2 separate regions of the Homo sapiens genome follow, and region 1 is linked to region 2. A link is an interaction called in ENCODE POLR2A ChIA-PET data of the cell type or tissue named here. Cell type or tissue: Caco-2. All regions are shown on one strand. Each heading gives the region's core, and the rest is flanking DNA. Links, peaks and the distances in the headings are about the cores only. Region 1 has its middle 270 kb from the start of BMP7-AS1. Region 2 has its middle 36 kb from the start of TFAP2C.

Evidence for each region. ChIA-PET counts read pairs that join two places held together with the same protein. Peaks named below come from ENCODE experiments on the same cell type or tissue, not always from the same donor. Only the 100,000 strongest peaks of a DNase experiment are listed, where the experiment ranks them.
Region 1: POLR2A ChIA-PET joins it to region 2 with 6 read pairs; 2 of 35 experiments call an interaction of 5 or more read pairs at or near these places.

The regions. Positions count from the first base shown.
Region 1 is chr20:56,936,199-56,945,930 of GRCh38, reverse strand. No RefSeq gene overlaps it. Among named protein-coding and RNA genes, the nearest start is that of BMP7-AS1, 270 kb to the left of the region's middle. In Caco-2, for the core only: no CTCF peak of the experiment used is centred there; no DNase peak of the experiment used is centred there.
Region 2 is chr20:56,660,252-56,669,983 of GRCh38, reverse strand. It overlaps the pseudogene RNU6-1146P. Among named protein-coding and RNA genes, the nearest start is that of TFAP2C, 36 kb to the right of the region's middle. In Caco-2, for the core only: no CTCF peak of the experiment used is centred there; DNase peaks (open chromatin) are centred at 3,918 and 5,013.

The DNA of each region.
Region 1 (9,732 bases), core at 2,710-6,709, 280 kb before region 2:
GGTTCAAGCAATTCTTCTGCCTCAGCCTCCTGAGTAGCTGGGACTACAGGCGCCTGCCACCACGTCCAGCTAATTTTTGTATTTTTGGTAGAGATGGGGTTTCACCATGTTGGCCAGGCTGATCTTGAACTCCTGACCTTAGGTGAACCACCCACCTCAGCCTCCCAAAGTGCTGGGATTATAGGCATGAGCCACCACACCCGGCTTGCTAACTTTTGTAATTTTAGTAGAGAAGAAGTTTTGCCATTTTGGCCAGGATGGTCTCAATCTCTTGACCTCGTGATCCACACGCCTCGGCTTCCCAAAATGCTGGGATTACGGGCATGAGCCACCACGCCCGGCCCCCCTTTTCTTTTATTAAGCCAGTTTGCAACCAACATAGTACTGAGTGAGTATCATTTTCCCCCATTTTATAGAGAGGACACAGAATTTGAGAAGTTAAATCGCTTTCTGTACAGCCACAGTAAAACTGGCAAAACTGGGATTCAAACCCCAATCCATGTAACCCTGAAGCCAAAGAGCTCCCCATGACATGAGGCTCCTTGACATCCGCGCATTATCTTAAGAGGCTAAAGAACATAACCAGACACCAAACCAGCAGGCACAAGCACCGCTGGAGAGAAGCAAAGAATTAGAAGAGGCATGGAGCTCTTTCAGCTCAGGGTGGCAGCCTCGACCACAGTGGCTACTTGGGAGGTGAGGAAATTGCATCTAGAGCTTTTTTTTTTGACACGTGGCTGATGGTTTCTCTCAGAGGAAAGCAGCATTTCTAGCAGAAATGCAAAGTTTTCTCATTCAGAGGTTCTTTTCTTTAATATAATATATGCCTGGACTTAGATTTCTAGGCTGGCCATTAATAATGTACATTTAAAACCGACACAAGCCTTCCAAAGCCACACAGAGCGGTCACATTCTGTATTTCGATCCCGTTCGCTTAATTGCTGCATTGATGCCATTAGTCCCAGTGGGCCGGTAGGGGAAACCGGGTTATGACTTTGAAATCCTCCAAAATGGCTAGATCCACCCGAAATCTGATTTCACTCTTTTTTAAAAAAAACACATTCCAAGCATTAGCTGAGATTTTTAAAAATGTGCATAAATATTTGCAATCAGCATCGCTTGGACTCTAAAGATAAACAGTCATAAAACAATATTGTGACCGCATTTTCCCCTCCTGCTAAACAACTTCCTCATAGGGGGAAAGGTTAGACTAATCAAAAGTAAATTAACTACAGCTGCAACCAACTTTTTTTCTTTTCTTTTTTTTTTTTTGGCCATCAGTCCTCGGTGCCTGGCTACAGTGGCAGTAACTGGCCATGTCCAACCCACATGCGTCAAGGCCCTGGAGAGAGAGCCTTGCTGGGTGCTGCTGCTCTCCCTAGGACACTCTGGAAAGGTCAGCAGTGGCTCTCGCTGCAGCAGGGGCGCTCACGGGGCATGCAGCCAGGGTCCCTGTCTTCTGTTGACGGTCTCATGAGCTGGATGTTAATTCAAGGGTATGCATATTTAGAAATGTTATTTTTAAGAAAACAGCTTATTGTTTTAATTTACACAGCTAGAAGCTGCCAAGCCTTTCAGTCTGCCGCCAAAAGAAATTTAGCTTCCAGATTTACCAAGTCGTCATCTAGTTCATTGCAAGTGCTTGGTGGTTACTATACGGGAAGCAATATGGCAGTTGCGGCTTCTTTTCTCTCAAACCCAGGCTTTCCCAGATGCCAGTTGACTTTGTCCTCAACATCAATCACCAGCTACAGGCTACAAGTCTCCCCAGCCCGATCCTTGTGGCCCAGCTAGTGGCTAACCGCTTTCAGGGTTAAGGTGAAAGTAAAGCGATGCATCTACTCATTCATTTAACACTTACCTCGTGTCCACAGGGCACCAGTACACTCTCCTTGTGGACTAGAGGCACAAAACAGCAGAGGCCTGCTCTAGGAAGCTTGCATTCTAGTGGAGGAAGACAGAGAGTGAGCAATATACAAATGGTGTGTGTGTTGCAGGGTGAGGGCTATGCAGAACCATGAAGGAGGGTCGAGAGTTCGGAGCGTGGGGAGGAGTTGTGCCATTTCATTTTTTATTTGCTTGTTACTTTACACTAGGTTGTAATAGTCCCTTTTCTCACAAATGTCTTTGTTCAATAGGCCTCATTTTTCAGGGCCAAGAGGTTCTGATTAGTCCAGCGTTTCAGAGCTCAGGTTCTGGAGGCAGGCAGGGACTTGAATCCAGGCTGCCACTCGTGAACTTGAGATCTTGGGTGACCTCCTTTACCCCGTAGTGCGCTCGTTTTCCTCCCCTATAAAATTAGGTAACAAATCTATTGTAGGTTACAGTAGACACAAATAGCATGCATAGAGAGAGCTTCATTGCTGTGTTCGGTGGAGGGCAAGCATTTAATCAATATCACTTATTATTAATACTTACAGCTCTAAGTATTCCTTTCGATAGCTGCCTGACGTGCTGGATTGCAGACATGCAAAGATGCATGTCACCTATTGCTGGGGTGCAGGATATTTCCAGGCATTGCACGTCCTCTTCTGTTCATGCTCATTCGCTCCTACTCTTATTACTCTTTTATTTCCCCCCCGGAGAGGGAGTCTTGCTCTGTCGCCCAGAGCTGGAGTGCAATGGCGTGATCTCAGCTCACTGTACCTTCCGCCTCCTGGGTTCAAGCAATTCTCCTGCCTCAGCCTCCCGAGTAGCTGGGATTATGCCCGGCTAATTTTTGTATTTTGAGTAGAGATGGGGTTTCACCATACTGGCCAGGCTGGTCTCAAATTCCTGACCTCATGATCCGCCCACCTCAGCCTCCCAAAGTGCTGGGCTTACAGGTGTGAGCCACCGTGCCCAGCCCCTACTTTTATTACTCTTATTGCTGAGGGCCAGCTCTCTAAAAGTGAGAATAAGTTCATGTTCTAGTATAATCAATATCACTGTCTTACTTTTTCCAGTAGTTGTACTCAGAATGTATGAGGGTGCCTGTTTCCTTGTACTTTCCCTAGCACTGAATATTACCAGGCTTTTAAATGTTGGCAACTCTGAGGGGGGAAGGCTGACACCCTACAATCTTTGATGAGCATTTTGCAGACCTCCAGTGAGACTGAACATTTTTTACTTTATTTTATTTTATTTTGAGACACGGTCTCACTCTGTCACCCCAGATGAAGTGCAGTGGCACTATCACGGCTCACTGCAGCCTCAACCTCCTGGGCTCAGGTGATTCTCCTGCCTCAGCCTCCCAAGTAGCTGGGACCACAGGCACGAGCCACCACACGTGGCTAATTTTTTTGTGTATTTTTTTTTTCTTTTTGTAGAGGCAGGATTTTGCCATGTTGTCCACGCTGGTCTCAAACTCCTGGACTCAAGTGATCTTCCCACCTCGGACTCCCAAAGGGCTGGGATTACAGGTGTCAGTCATCATGCCTGGCCAACATCTTTTTAATGGAGTGTTTCGACTGTGCATTTTCACCCCGGTGAATTGCCTGTTCATAGCCTTTAACCCCTCTCTGCTATTACACACACCCCCCTTTTAAACTAAGCATCTGTTTTCACGAGGAAAAAGTTCAGTGTTCATGCATGAAGCCAATTTGTCATGTAAAGGAAGAAGTATCAGACAATAGCTAATATTTTTAAAACACAGTCTATGTGCCAACTATCAGGCTAAGATGGTCTGTGAATTCTCTCCCTTCATCACCACAGCATTCCTATTATAAGATGGGCATCAATTATTTCTCTAAATTAAAAAAAAAAATGAAAGCACAGAGAGGCTTAACCACGTGTGCAAGGTCACACAGCTAGGAAGCCACAGAACTAGGACTTGAATACTGGCCAGTCTGGCCCCATCTTAATGACTCTACTAAACTGTCTCCACAAAACCACCCCAGCAACCTCTCAGCCTGTCACTTCAGGCTCTCTCTTATGAGCTGGGCCAATAATGTGGGAAGATCAAAGGAAGGAGGATGAGTATATTTTCCTCCACCATTACATTTTCTCCCCTCCTTCTGCCTGAATAAATACGTCCTTCAGCGATTTAAACACAGTGACAACACCCTCCCTGTGACTGTGTCTTCTTGCCTGCATGGGCTTCCTTTTTGAGTGGCATTAGCAAAATCCCTCAGGAAAAAACAACCCCCCACCCCCAGATCCTTTTGGTTAGGGATTTAGCTTTGTTTTTTCTTGTTTTTAAACCACAGCCCATAGTGTGTTTGGCCCAGTTGAGAAGCTCCGATGTTTCCTTGCAGGGAAAGGGAAGCTAGAGGTTAAGGCAAATATTGGTTTATCAGTTGTAACTGCTGACGTTGGAATGCGGGAGTCTTATATTTTCTTTTAAAAAGTGTGTGAGTTGTAAAAGCACCTTCAGGAGCATTTTGGGGAGTTTGCCGTGTATTATGCCAGGCATTTTTATTGCATTCTTTTACTGATTCTTCAAATAAATAAATAAATAAATAAATAAATAAATAAATAAATAAAGCAAGGTATGGCTGTTATTGCTCTGTTTTTATGGAGCAGTGAAGCTCAGAGAAACTCCAGTTCTCTAGCCAGTGAGGGATGGGGCTGGTTCGTACTCAGGGCTCTGGAATTCTAAAGCCAAGGACCAAATCTGGCCTCTGCCCTAGAAGAAGATACCTAAGACACCAGAGGTACTGCTGGGAATAGTTTAAAGTATTTCAGCCTGGGCGCGGTGGCTTACGCCTGTAGTCCCAGCACTTTGGGAGGCCAAGGCAGGTGGGTCACCTGAGGCCGGGAGTTCAAGACCAGCCTGGCAAACATGGAGAAACCCCATCTTGGTGTAGGCAGGTCTTTGTGTTCCCATCAGATCCTGATGTGAGGACTAGGGTGGTGCGGCCTGTCTCCTGCAGAGGCTTGGGGGCTCCTGGCTAACCCGTGGTGGGCACTCACCCTCGGGTCATGGTCTCAGCCCTTCACACTGACCCGGTGCCATCACACTATGAGGGCAGGCCATTGTGCCTCATTTCATATTTGCAAGTTAAGTGAATTCATTTGCCCAAATTCAGTGAGGAGTTAGTGGTGGGGTCAGGAGTCACACAAAATCTGACTCTATTTCTCAAATCCCAAATCAACTCACTTAACAGAAACACTAAGGCAAGACATTTAAGACATGAATAAAACTGGGAAAACCCAAGCCAGTCATCACTGTTGCTTTTTCAAGGTGAATATTTTGCTGAGTGTCTGATCTGCCTCCATGGAGGGATGACAGGTGTGAGCAACAGGGCACTGCCTGGCTGGGCTCCCACTTGGGTCCAAGCAGGCACCTGGAGAATAGCATGTGTGCACCACATGGCAGGGCCATCTGACCTAGAAAGAAAATACAGGCAAGGAGGGCTGAAATGAGGTGACTGCACCTTAGTCTATAGAGCAAATAAATGGTCTAAGTCTGTGGTTCTCAACTACAGGCAATTTTGCCTGCCAGGAAACATTTGGGAATGTCTGGAGATGTTTTTGGTCATCACAATGAGGTGGGAAGAGTGAGGATGTAACTGGCAACTAATGGGTAGAGGCCAGAGATGCTGCCAAATGTCCTACAATGCCCAGGACAGGCCCCACCATGGAGAATTCTCCAGGACCAGATGTCAGTGGTGCCATGGTTATGAACCCTTTTCGTAGAAGCTTCCCTTTAATGTAGAGTGCCAAGAAACCACACCATTGCTAGGGCCTCGTGGGGGACAGAGTGACCTTCCCTGCCTTTGGCTTGGGGCTGGCCACGTGATTTGCCCAATGGACAACTTTAAGCTTTTATATTTGACAACCCCAGAGTAAGATACCTCTCTCCCAGGCCACTCCATAGAGAATAGGCTGGGCAACCGAGAGCAGCCCCCACAGGGCTCCTGAGTGCTGGCGCCTAGACTTTCACCGTGGGGAATTACCTCGCAGTAATGGGGACTCCCAAGAACACTGCCTGGTAGGCTGCCCCAGAGGCCATAGGACAGAAAGGCTCACAGACCAATTTACAACTCCCTCATTTCATAATTCATTGAATTAATCTAAAACATACCATAAGAAGCAAGGGGAGTGATTTGGGGTGGGTTAACACTTAAGATGGGAACAAGCTGATAGAAGAGCTACACGAATCCAGTTCTCCTTCTTTCCTTCCTTCCTTCCTTCCTTTCCTTCTCTTTTTCCTTCCTTCCTTCCCTCTCTCTCTCCCTCCTTTCCTTTCTTTCTTTCCTTCTTTCTTTCTTTCTTTCTTTCTTTCTTTCTTTCTTTCTTTCTTTCTTTCTTTTTCTTTCTTTGTCTGTCTTTCTTTCTCTTTCTCTTTCTTCCTTCCTTCCTACTTTCTTTCTTTTTTTTTTTTTTTTTTTTAGACAGAGTCTCACTCTGTCACCCAGGCTTGCGTGCAGTGGCGTGATCTTGGCTCACTGCAACCTCTGCTGCCAAGGTTCAAGTGATTCTCCTGCTTCAGCCTCCCGAGTAGCTGGGATTACAGGTGTGTGCCACCATGCCCGGCTAATTTTTGTATTTGTAGTAGAGATGGGGTTTCACCGTATTGGTCAGGCTGGTCTTGAACTCCTGATCCACCCACCTCGGGCTCCCAAAGTGCTGGGATTACAGGCGTGAGCCACCGTGCCTGGCCCCTTTCTTTCTTTCTTTCTTTCTTTCTTTCTTTCTTTCTTTCTTTCTTTCTTTCTTTCTTTCTTTCTTTCTTTCTTTCTTTCTTCTTCCTTTCTTTCTCTCTCTCTCTTTCTCTCTCTTTCTTTCTTTCTTTCTCTCTCTCTTTCTTTCTCCCTCCCTTCCTTCCTTCCCTCCTCCCTCCCTCCTTCCCTCCCTTTCTCTCTCTCTCTCTCTTCCTGCATCATCACTTTCCTCGCTGACAGTGTGGTTACAAGGACCAGAGCTGAGGGTGGGCAATGGACTCAGCACCCAGGAGGTGCCTGGAGCCAACGCACACCTGGCTCTGCATAGAGTTGGGGGAGAACATCTGCACGCAGCTGTAACTCACAGAGAACCTGCCGAGCAGCCACCGATTTCATCTGTCAATCTTGGGCCGACGACATCTGGGGCCAGAATTTACAAAAGGCACAACTATCAATTTCAAGGAGATGGGATCAGTGTCTTCTGAATCTTTCAGGTTTGCTGGGGCCTCCCATTTCTTCTTATCTACAAATAACACTCACTCTCCCACCCTATTCTCTATGCCTAGCACACTTGCCCCTCTATTCTGCCTGCATCCAGCATGCTCATGCCTCCCTAACTCACTCACTATCTATAATTAACACTTCTTATGAATTTCTTTCATTCCATTTGTTTTTATTGCTCTTGATATCAGCATTGAATATTTCTGAATAATACAGAAAGCACATCTTGCAAGAATCAGCAACATCAAGCAGTGTAGGTGGCAGGTGACTTTTTAGCAGAAGGACCAAAAAAAGTAAAAACCAAAAAAGTAAAAACAATGATGGTCATCTCTGTCCAGCAATAGACATCCTTCTCTATAGCTCTGCAGAATACTTCTAAATGGCCTCATCATTCATTAACCAGTCCTTCAGTGATGGGCATTGCTTTTCTATAGTTTCCTTAGAATACATTCCTAGAAAACAGAGGTCAACCGACCCTTTCTAGAAAGAAGCAGGGTGTAAATATTTCAGGCTTTGCAGGTCAGAAGGTCTCTGCTGCCAAGGCTCAACTCTGCAGAAAATACATAAACAAATAAGGCACGGCTGTGCATGTGCCAATCAAACCTCACTTATGGACACTAAAATGGGAGTTTCTATCATCTTCAGTGTGATTGCAGCAAATTCTATCGTTCCTGCCTTGGCTCGTGTTAGCATTTTGGGTATAAAATATTCTTCAATTTTTAAAAATCATGTAAAAATGTAAAGACCGTTTTTAGTTGTTGGGCTGTACAGAAGCTGGCTGCAGGACCTGTACTTTTTTTTTTTTTTTTTTGAGACAGAGTTTTGCTCTTGTTGCCCAGGCTGGAGTGCAATGGCGTGATCTCGGCTCATCGCAACTTCTGCCTCCCGGGTTTAAGCCATTCTCCTGCCTCAGCCTCCTGAGTAGCTGGGATTACAGGCATGAGCCATCACGCCCGGATAATTTTTTGTATTTTTAGTAAAGATGGGGTTTCTCCATGTTGGTCAGGCTAGTCTTGAACTCCCAACCTCAGGTGATCAGCTGCCTGGGCCTCCCAAAGTGCTGGGATTACAGGCATGAGCCACCGCGCCTGGCCCGGGCCCTGTGCTTTTACCATCTCTGCAGTTCACAGACCCTTGCTCTAAACAGAATTTCTGAGCAAAGACTATGTGTGCTTTTACATTTTGATGAACATTGTGGAGCCTCTTTTGTTTAAGGCAATACCAATTTTTATTTCCATAGTCTATGAGCAGCCCCTTTCTTTAGGTTCTTACCAACTCCAGGTATCTCCCACAAATGTGTCAAGTTATGAAATTTGTATTCCATTCTCTTTCTGTGAGGCTCTAGATACTACGTGACTCAGAATTCAGGTTTTAAATTTGTCCAACCATATTGAGTAGGAATTATTGCTTAAGAAATCTTTCTTTTCTTTTCTTTTTTTTTTTTTTTTTTGAGACAGTCACTGTCTGTCACCCTGGCTGAAGTGCAGTGGCACTATCTCGGCTCACTGCAAGCTCCACCTCCCTGGTTCACGCCATTCTGCTGCCTCAGCCTCCCAAGTAGCTGGGATTACAGGCGCCCGCCACCACGCTGGGCTAATTTTTTTTGTATTTTTAGTAGAGACAGAGTTTCACGTGTTAGCCAGGATGGTCTCGATCTCCTGACCTCGTGATCCGCCCGCCTTGGTCTCCCAAAGTGCTGGGATTACAGGAGTGAGCCACCGTGCCTGGCCAAGAAATCTTTCAAATTTGCTAACGGCCCGTGATCAGGGAGAAACCAAACTTGATCTGATGTCCCAGTGGCCGCCTCCCACCTACGTTCCAGCCAGCCTCACAGGAGTGAAGACATCTACTTCTTGTAGCAAATTACTTAGAAACTCTCTCTCCATGAATTGGGTGGTGTAGGCAGAGCTATAGATGTTGTCAAAGAGATATCTGGCTGGTTTGGGTCTTAGAAAGTGGCCTGGGGCTGCGTGCCTCTGTTGACAGTACAGCTATTACAAAAGAAACTGAGAGGGCCACCTTGGCTTAGGTCAGGGTGTCTCCCTTCCACGGTTAAGTCTTTTCTGTTACCAGACAGATAGATTAACCAGGGGGAATCGCAGGCTCTTTGGCAACTCCAGATCCCATTGCTCTTAAAATAATCTCCTCTGCTTTCCGAAGATTTTCTCAGAAGCAGTGAAAATCAGGCTGGGCGTGGTGACTCATGCCTGTAATCCTAGCACTTTAGGAGGCTGAGGTGGGCAGATCACCTGAGGTCAGGAGTTTGAGACCAGCCTGGGCAACATGGTGGAACCCCATCTCTACTAAACACGTAAAAAATCAGCCGGTCATGGTGGTGGGCACCTGTAATCCCAGCTACTCAGGAGGCTGAGGCAGAAGGATCGCTTGAACCCCAAAGGTGGAGGTTGCAGTGAGGTGAGATTGTGCCACTGCACTCCAGCCTGGGTGACAGAGCGAGACTCTGTTTCAAAAATAAATAAATAAATAAATAAATAAATAAATAAATAAATAAATAAAAGAAGCTGTGAAAATCAGCTGATTTTAGGTGGAATTAAGTCAGCTAATTCTTGATTTTGGCCAGAGGCAAATTTTGCAGAGTGAAGAACAGACACAAAACCATCCTTAACAAAAGCATCAAGGTTTC
Region 2 (9,732 bases), core at 3,479-7,478:
AGGTGCAGTGGCTCACACCTGTAATCCCAGCACTTTGGAAGGCAGAGGCAGGAAGATTGCTTGAGCTCAGGAGTCTGAGAACAGCCTGGGCAACACAGCCAGACCCTATCTCTACAAAAAAATGAAAAACCAATTAGCAGGGAATGGTGGTGTGTGCCTGTGGTCCCAGCTACTCAGGAAGATAAGGCAGGAGGATCATTTGAGCCCAGCAGGTCGAGGCTACAGTGAGCATTGATTGTGCCACTACACTCCAGCCTGGGTGACAGAACGAGACCCCACCTCAAAAAAAAAGAAAAATTAGTAAGTACTGATTTCAGTGGAAGAACAAACTATCACAGACAGACTCATCCAGCTTAGCATTTGGAAACGTGCCTAATTCTGGTTAAATAAGATGGTTTGGCCAGGCACAGTGGCTCAAGCCTGTAATCCCAGCACTTTGGGAGGTGGAGGCGGAGGGATCACCTGAGGTCAAGAGTTCGAGACCGGCCTGGCCAACATGGTGAAACTCTGTCTCTACTAAACATACAAAAAAATTAGCTGGGCATGGTGGTAGGCACCTGTAATACCAGCTACTTGGGAGGCTAAGGCAGGAGAATTGCTTGAACTTGGGAGGCAGAGGTTTCAGTGAGCTGAGATCATGCCATTGTACTCCAGCCTGGGCAACAAGAGTGAAACTCCATCTCAAAAAAAAAAAAAAAAAAAAAAAAAAAAAAAAAAAGATGGTTTATGCATATAATGAAATACACAGCAACAAAAAAAATGAGACATTTCTTTATAGGTTGACATGGAAAGATTTTAAGATATGTCCTTAAGCAAACAAACAAAATGTATGCACAGCTGGCTTCCACTTAGATGTCTCACAGGCAACTTAATTTATCCAAAGGGCAGCATGTTCTCTTCTTTCATAAACAGCTCTTTTGTTATTGTTGTTTGCTTTTTGTGTTTTGTTTTTGAGACAGGCTGTCACTCTGTTGCCCAGGCTGGAGTGCAGTGGCTCAATCACGGCTCACTGCAGCCTTGACTTCCTGGGCTCAAGGGATCCTCCCACCTGAGACTCCCAAGTAGCTGAGACTACAGGCGCTCACCACCATGCCTGGCTAATTTTTGTATTATTTGTAGAGCCTATGTTGCCTAGGCTGGTCTCGAACTCCTGAGCTCAAACTCTAGCCTCAGCTTCCCAAAGTCCTGGGATTATAGGCGTGAGCCACCATGCCCAGTCCCAAACAGCCCTTCTGATACCCAGTCAGCCTGCCAGATGCCCAGAGCAAAAACCCTGGAGCCAGCCTGGACTCTTCTTGTTCTCTTGTTCCTATTTTTCAGCAAATCCTCTTGGCTTTACCTACAAAATATATCCCAACTCTGACGGACCAATTTTCACCTTCTCCTCTACTCTTGTGTTGGCACAAGTGTATTCATTTCCTGGGGCTGCTGTAACAAATTGTCCAAAATTGATGGCTTAAAACAACAGAATCTTTTTCACTCAGGGTTCTGGAGGCTAGAGGTCTGAAATAAAGGTATGGGCGGGGCTGCTTTCCCTCTGAAGGCTCTGGGGGAGGGCCCTTCCTGGCTTCTTCCAGCTTCTGGTGCTTCTGCCAGGAACACCAGTTCCTGGGCATCACTGCCATCTCTGGCTCTGTCTTCACATCCCCTCTCTCTGTGTATCTTTCTGTGGCTTCCCCTTTTTATGAGGATATCAGTCATTTAGGGTGGGTCCTAAGTCCAGGATAATTTCATCTTGAGATCTTTAGCTACATCTGCAAAGACTCTAAGACCAAACAAGGTCACATTCTGAGATACCAGGTGGACATAAATTTGGGAGAAAAACTATTGAACCCAGCACACCAACTCACCACCATCTTTTGTTTGATGATTTCTCTAGCCTCCAACTGTCTTGAGTTTCTGACCTTGACCCCCTACAGTCAATGTACAAGACAGTAGCCAAAGTGATCCTGGTGAAAATGTCAGGTCTCATCCCTGTTGTCCCAACCTTCAAAGGTCCCCACCTCATCTGGAGCAAAAGGCAGACTTCTTCCCAGGGGCCATGAGGTCCCACAGCCCTCCTAGTCCCTGCTTTGCAGCCTCAGCTATCCCAGCTGTTCCTCCAATCTGTTGGGCACGGTCCCCATCTCCAGGCCTTTGCACTTTGTACCCTTTTCCTAGACTTCTGTTTCTTCTACACTTGCTCCCTCCCCTCCCCTCCCCTCCATGAAACTTTCCGAAGCCCCAGAAATGCACATTCCTGCCCCTTTTAATTTTTTCTCCAAAGCACTTCTCACCCTGGGAACACTCAGTGCATTTTACACGTCCGTTGTGTGAGCTGTCTGGGTCCTCACCAGGATGAACCGCCTGAGGGCCAATCTCTTTCTGCTGTGTCCTCAGCACCCAGAACAGTGTCTGGCACACAACAGACACTCTATTGAGTTTTAAATTTTTTTAATATATTAAATTTTAAAAATACACGGAACGCTTCATGAATTTGCATGTCGTCCTTGCACAGGGAACATACTGATCTCTATTGTTCCAATGTTAGTATATGTGCTGCTGAAGCGAACACAGAGTTTAAAGAGGTGTTCAATGACTACATGAATGTACTCATGCTAGGAAACAAAATAGAGGGTGCCCGGAGCCTGAAGCCCACCACTAAAGATAGTTGGGGAGAGGGCAAGAGTGGCCCACCGACATTCCGTATGTTTTTAAAGTGTATTCATTGCCATAGGGATATTTTTCCATCTATCAGACTGTCAAGAATGCAGAATACTAGCCAGAGGCCAGGCGCAGTGGCTCACGTCTGTATTCCCAGCACTTTAGGAGGCTGAGGCAGGTGGATCATTTGAGGTCAGGAGTTCGAGACCAGCCTGACCAACATGGTGAAACCCCATCTCTACAAAAAAATACAAAAAAAGTAGCCGGATGTGGTGATGCATGCCTGTAGTCCCAGTTATTCGGGAGGCTGAGGCAGGAGCATCACTTGAACCCAGGAGGCAGAGGTTGCAGTGAGCCGAGATCGCACCACTGCACACAAGCCTGGGTGACAGAGTGAGACTCTGCCTCCAAACAAAAACAAAAACAGAATACTGGCCAAGTGCTGTGGCTCATGCCTGTAATCCCAGCACTTTGGGAGGCCGAGGTGGGTGGATTGCTTGAGCCCAGGAGTTTGAGACCACCCAGGGCAACATGATGAAAGCCCATCTCTACAAAAAAATTAGCCAGGCATGGTATTGCACACCTGTAGTCCCAGCTACTTGGGAGGCTAAGGTGGGAGGATCACCTGAGCCCTGGAGGTAGAGGTTGCAGTGAGCTGAGTTCACGCCACTGCACTCCAGCCTAGGCAACAGAGGGAGACTCTGTCTCAAAAAAAAAAAAAAAAATTAAATTAAGAAAAATTTTTAAAGGATTTAGAATGATAAAATTAAGAATATATTAATCTAACTTGGCAAGAGCTGGAGACCCAGCCCTTGTGTGGGGCTGCTGGAAGGGCTTCTGGGGTCAGTGTCTCTGGGGGCCAACATGCTGTGTGGGATGAACAAAAGCCTTAGTTCTGTTCAACTAAGGCCCCTCTTGGGCTGTCAGTGACATGTCTAAGATTCTTTCCTTTTTTTTTTTTGAGACAGAGTCTCGCTCTAACACCAGGCTAAAGTGCAGCGGCATAATCTCAGCTCACTGCAACCTCCGCCTCCTGGGTTCAAGTGATTCTCCTGCCTCAGCCTCCCAAGGAGCTGGGATTACAGGCAAGCACCACCACGCCCAGCTAATTTTTGTATTTTTAGTAAAGAAGGGGTTTCACCATGTTGGCCAGGATGGCGTCAATCTCCTGACCTCGTGATCCACCCACCTCGGCCTCCCAAAGTGCTGGGATTATAGGCGTGAGCCACCACGCCCAGCATACCCAAGATTCTTAATTTGTCTTTAGTATCTTGGTCACAAAGTGACTCCCTCTGGTTGGGTCTCATTTTTGTAAACTCTCCCTGGAGGCTCCAATTCCATTTCCAGGAGTCAGAGGGCGGCCGTTGGGACCCCATCGCAGCTAGGGAACCATGGGGCTCCTGAACTGCAGTTACTAGACAGATGATGACAGTACTTCCCTGGAGGCCTATTTGGAGGATTAAAATGTAATAATGGTCGGGCACGGTGGCTCGTGCCTGTAATCCCAACACTTTGGGAGCCTGAGGCAGGCGGATAATTTGAGGTCAGGAGTTCGAGACCAGTCTGGCCAACACAATGAAACCCCGTCTCTACTAAAAATACAAAAATTAGCCAGACATGGTAGCAGGCACTTGTAATCCCAGCTACTTGGGAGGCTGAGGCAGGAGAATCACTTGAACCCAAGAGGCAAAGGTCATAGTGAGCTGAGATCATGCCACAGCACTCCAGCCTGGGCGACAGAGTGAGACTCGGTCTCAAAAAAAAAAAAAGTAATAATGGATGTAAAACATTTGGCCTGGACCCTGGTGCATACTAAGTGCTTAATAAACAATATCTGGGCTGGGAGCAAGTGGTTCACGCCTATAATCCTAGCACTTTGGGAAGCTGAGGCGGGCGGATCACCTGAGGTCAGGAGTTCGAGACCAGCCTGACCAACATGGTGAAACCCCGTCTCTACTAAAAATATAAAAATTAGCTGGGCATGGTGGTGCATGCCTGTAATCCCAGCTACTCGAGAGGCTGACGCAGGGGAATCATTTGAACCCAGGAGGTGGAGGTTGCAGTGAGCCAAGACTGTGCCACTACACTCCAGCCTGGGCAACAGAGTGAGACTCTGTCTCAAAAAAAAAACAAAATAAAATCTGTTGTTATGTTAATCCTTTTAAATAATTATTTAAATGGCATAATTTGCCATTTAAACTTTTTTTTCCCCAAATCAACTGCTTGGCTAATGACCTCCAAGGTTCCTGTCAATGTTGACAGTCAATAAAGCTCTAATGAGCCTCACCCTTGGGCACAGCCCTGTCCTACCTCCTCTGATTACTTTAACTTGAGGAATTTTTATTGTGAGCTAGACAATGCCAGCCCCACCCAGAATGCAGCTTCCCCCATCCCCTGTCCTGGTGTGTCAGGGGCAAGTGGAGGTCCCAGTCTTCAGAGCCACCATAAAACCCATCCATCGTAGGCTTTGGAGCTCCAAGACAGGCCAGCTCCAGGGAAGCACCAGCCACAGGGCCCTGCCTGAACAACTTGGGACCCATCTAAATGACACCAAGAGCATCTCCCATGGAAATTTCCTTCCCTAGGCCTCCCTGCATGGTCTTACTTGCACACAGCTGGTTTATTGAGCCTTTTCTGACTTGGTAAACTTTGCTGAGGCCCAATCCTGGGAGTTTTACATCATCCCCTCTTGATTCCTCACCCTGCTCCTGAGCCCATCCAACTCATCAGCAAGTTCTGTCAGCTCCGCCTTCAAAATACTTCCCAGGTCTTTCTGGCCCTCCATCATGGCTCCTACCAGCCAATGAGCCACCATCTCTTGCCTCAGCGCCTGTGTGGCTTCCTACCAGGCTCCCGGCTTCCACTCTTACCCACAGTGGTTCATTCTCCATGCAAAGTGGTTTTTTAAAATGAAAGCCATGGCCAGGCGTGGTGGCTCACGCCTGTAATCCTAGCACTTTGGGAGACCGAGGTGGGCAGATCACCTGACATCAGGAGTTTGAGACCAGCCTGGCCAACATGGCGAAACCCCGTCTCTACTAAAAATACAAAAATTAGCAGCGCATGGTGACCTGAGCCTGTAATCCCAGCTACTTGGGAGGCTGAGGCACAAGAATCACTTGAACCCGGGAGACAGAGGTTGCAGTGAGCCGAGATTGCACCACTGCACTCCAGCCTAGGTGACAGAGTGAGACTCCATCTCCACAGAAATAAAAATAACACATAAATGAATATGAACGCCAGTCATGTCTCTCCCTGCTTGTAACTCTGCAATGGCTTCCTACAACATCAAGAGTAGAATTTCAATCCCGTTGTAGGGCCCAGAAGACTCCAACTCCCTCCGGCCCCATCCCAGTCTACTCTTCCTCCAGCCTCCAGGCCTTCTGCTCCCTGAACTTGTCCTTGATAGCCCTTCTGTCACCAGCTCTGCACCAAGGGCTCTGCTCAGCCACCAGCCCAGGTGTTGTCTCCTGGAGAGAACTCCCTGAACACCCGTGGAAAGCAGCACCTCAACCAGGCACGGTGGCGCACGCCCATAATCCCAACACTTTGGGAGGCTGAGCTAGGCAGATCACTTGAGCCCAGGAAGTCAAGATCGGCCTGGGCAATACAGCAAGACCCCATCTCTACAAAAAAATAAAAAATAAAAAAATTAGCTAGGCGTGGTGGTGCACGCCTGTGGTCCCAGCTACTCGGGAGGCTGAGGTGGGGGGATCACTTGAGCCTGGGTGGTTGAGGCTGCAGTGAGCTATGATTGAGCCACTGCACTCCACTCTTGTCTGGGTAACAGACTCTGTCTCAAAAAAAGAAAGAAAGCAGCACTTCCAGCAGGCCCATTCATGCACACGAGGGTGTGAACAGGGCCCCAGGATGAGGGCAACACAGTGGGGTTCATTCACTAAAGTGAAATGCAATTTGGCTTTTAGGGGTCCATCCATAAGGTACTCTGTGAAACCAACCACCTGAGCAAGCAGCTCCATTTATTTATTTATTTATTTATTTATTTATTTATTTATTTATTGAGATGGAGTTTCACTCTGTCACCCATGCTGGAGTGCAGTGTTGCAATCTCAGCTCACTGCAACCTCTGCCTGCCAGTTTCAAGCAATTCCCCCTGCTTCAGCCTCCCGAGTAGTTGGGATTACAGGCATCTGCCACCACACCCGGCTAATTTCTGTATTTTTTAATAGAGATAAGGTTTTGCCATGTTGGCCAGGCTGGTGTTGAACTCCTGACCTCAGGTGATCTCCCTGCCTCTGCCTCCCAAAGTGCTGGGATTACAGGTGTGAGCCACCATGCCCAACCAGCTTATTTATTTATTTATTTATGAGACAGAGTCTCGCTCTGTCTCCCAGGCTGGAGTGCAGTGGAGCAATCTCAGCTCGCTGCAACCTCCCACTCCTGGGTTCAAGCAATTCTCCTGCCTCAGCCTCTCGAGGTAGCTGGGATTACAGGCGCCTGCCACCACGCCTGGCTAGTTTTTGTATTTTTAGCACAGATGGGGTTTCACCATGTTGGCCAGGCTGGTCTTGAACTCCTGACCACAAATTATCCACCCATCTCAGCCTCCTAAAGTGTTGGGATTACAGGCATGAGCCACTGCGCCCAGCCCAGCAGCTCCTTTATAACAGCAGGGGACAAGAAACATCACAAACCCTGTAAGGAAAAGATGAGTTATATGTGTGTCACCCTCCAGACACACAGCCGAGGACACCTTCAAAACAAGTCAGCTCTATTTGAATGGAAAGGAGCCATCCACGTGAAAACTCCAGTGAAGAGAGTGAGGTGCCAGGTGGTGTGTACCATACGCCGCTATTTGGGTTAAAAAAGTAAATACATGCAGTTGTGTGTATGTGCCTAAAATAGCTTTGCACACACCTAATTGATAATGAGGTTTGTCTCCAGCCAGGGAAGCGGGTGGCCTGGGGGCAAGTGTGGGAGGGAAACGCACTCCTCTCCGTGGTGCCATTTGCTGCATTTGTTTCTTTGTTTGTTTGTTTGTTTTTTGAGACAGAGTCTTGCTCTGTCGCCCAGCCTGGGTGACAGAGAAAGACTCCAACTAAAAAAATTAATAAATACAAAATAAATAAATTTAAAAACTTTTTTTTCTTAAAAAGATTCATTCGGCCAGGCGCGGTGGCTCACACCTGTAATCCCAGCATTTGGGAGGCCGAGGCAGGCAGATCACGAGGTCAGGAGTTCAAGACCAGCCTGGCCAAGATGGTGAAACCCCCATCTCTACTGAAAATACAAAAATTAGCCAGGTGTGGTGGCAGGTACCTGTAATCCCAGCTACTCGGGAGGCTGAGGCAGGGAATTGCTTGAACCCAGAAGGCACAGGTTGCAGTGAGCCAAGATCATGCCACTGCACTCCAGCCTGAGTGACAGAGCACGACTCTGTCTCAGAAAAAAAAAAAATGTCTATAACAGTGGCTGGCACATGCCAAGTGCTCAAGAATGTAAGCTCTTCCATTCGAGGGCACCATAGCTTATGGCAGGCATCATAGCTTATAGCTGGCATTGAGCTCACTGTTTAAACACGACCCCTGGAAGTAGCCAGGTCTACTCTTGAAGCTGACTCTGCCCTATACCAGCTGGATGAGCTTCGACAACTCGCTGACCTCTGGCCAAGCCTCCAGTGCCTCATCTGTGAAATGGGCTAACATAGGGTTACTGGGAGAATTAAATGACATAATGCAGGTATGTTTTCTGTTCTTCTGTAGATTCTCTTGTAATAGCACTGATGGTTATTTTTTAGTGTTTTAACTCTACCTGATTTCTCTAGGTTTGAAAGCAGGTTTCATTTTGACCACACACGATTAAAACCTTCAAAGCGGATGAAATGATACACGGTGAGTCCCGGCCTGGTGGCTCCCGTGTGTCATCTCAGCACTTTGGGAGGCCAAGGTGGGAGGATTGCTTGAACCCAGGAGTTTGAGACCAGCCTGGGCAACACAGTGAGACTCCATCTCAAAATATGTAAAAAAAATAAATTTAATTTAAAAAAGTAAAAGAGACAAAGTGAAAGGTCAGCCTGCCTGTCATCCATGACCCTCTGCCCCCAGTCTCAGTCCCACATTCCCGCCCCGGAGGTAACCTCTTAGTGGGTGATTGTCTAGCCTCCTTAAAGATATTGTAAGTAGAAATAGGCATGTTACCTGCAGTACTTTTTTTTTTTTTGAGACTGAGTCTCACTCTGTCGCCCAGGCTGGAGTGCAGTGGCGCGATCTCAGCTCACTGCAACCTCCGCCTCCTGGGCTCAAGCATTTCTCCACCTTAGCCTCCCGAGTAGCTAGGATTACAGGTGTGCACTAGCATGCCGGGCTAATCTTTTGTATTTTTTTATTTTTTAGTAGAGATGGGGTTTCACCGTGTTAGCCAGGATGGTCTCAATCTCCTGACCTTGTGATCCGCCCGCCTCAGCCTCCCAAAGTGCTGGGATTACAGGCTTGAGCCACCACGCCCGGCCTACCTGCAGTACTTTTGTCAAAAATAAAGACATTGGCCAGGCACGGTGGCTCACTCCTGTAATCCCAGCACTTTGGAAGGCGGAGGTGGGAGGATTACTTTTTGCTCAGGAGTTCAAGACCAGCCTGGCCAACATGGTGAAACCCCATCTCTACTAAAAATACAGCCAGGTGTGGTGGTGCTTGCCTGTAATCCCAGGAACTCAGGAGGCTGAGGCACAAGAATTACTTGAACCCAGGAGGCGGAGGTTGCAGTGAGCCGAGATTGCACCACTGCACTCCAGCCTGGGTGACAGAGCGAGACTCTACCTTGAAAAAAAAAAAACAAATAAACATGTTAAAAAGTAAAACAATTAAATGATATTGTGACACCTTAAGTCATTCTGTCATTGGCTAGAATTAGTTAGCATCAACAAATAGAAAAAACAATAAATTAAAAAGAAAGAGTTGAGAAAATTCTGCCTTCTTGAAGATTTTCTTAAATGGTTGGTGCTTTCCACCACTGAATTTTTTTTCTGTCTTGTGGGAGAAGACTACTCATGGATATTAGCGGTAGAATAGTGTCTTCTGCTTGCAGAAAATTAGTATTCCTGGGCCTAAGAAGAAAAGAAACAGGAGAGAA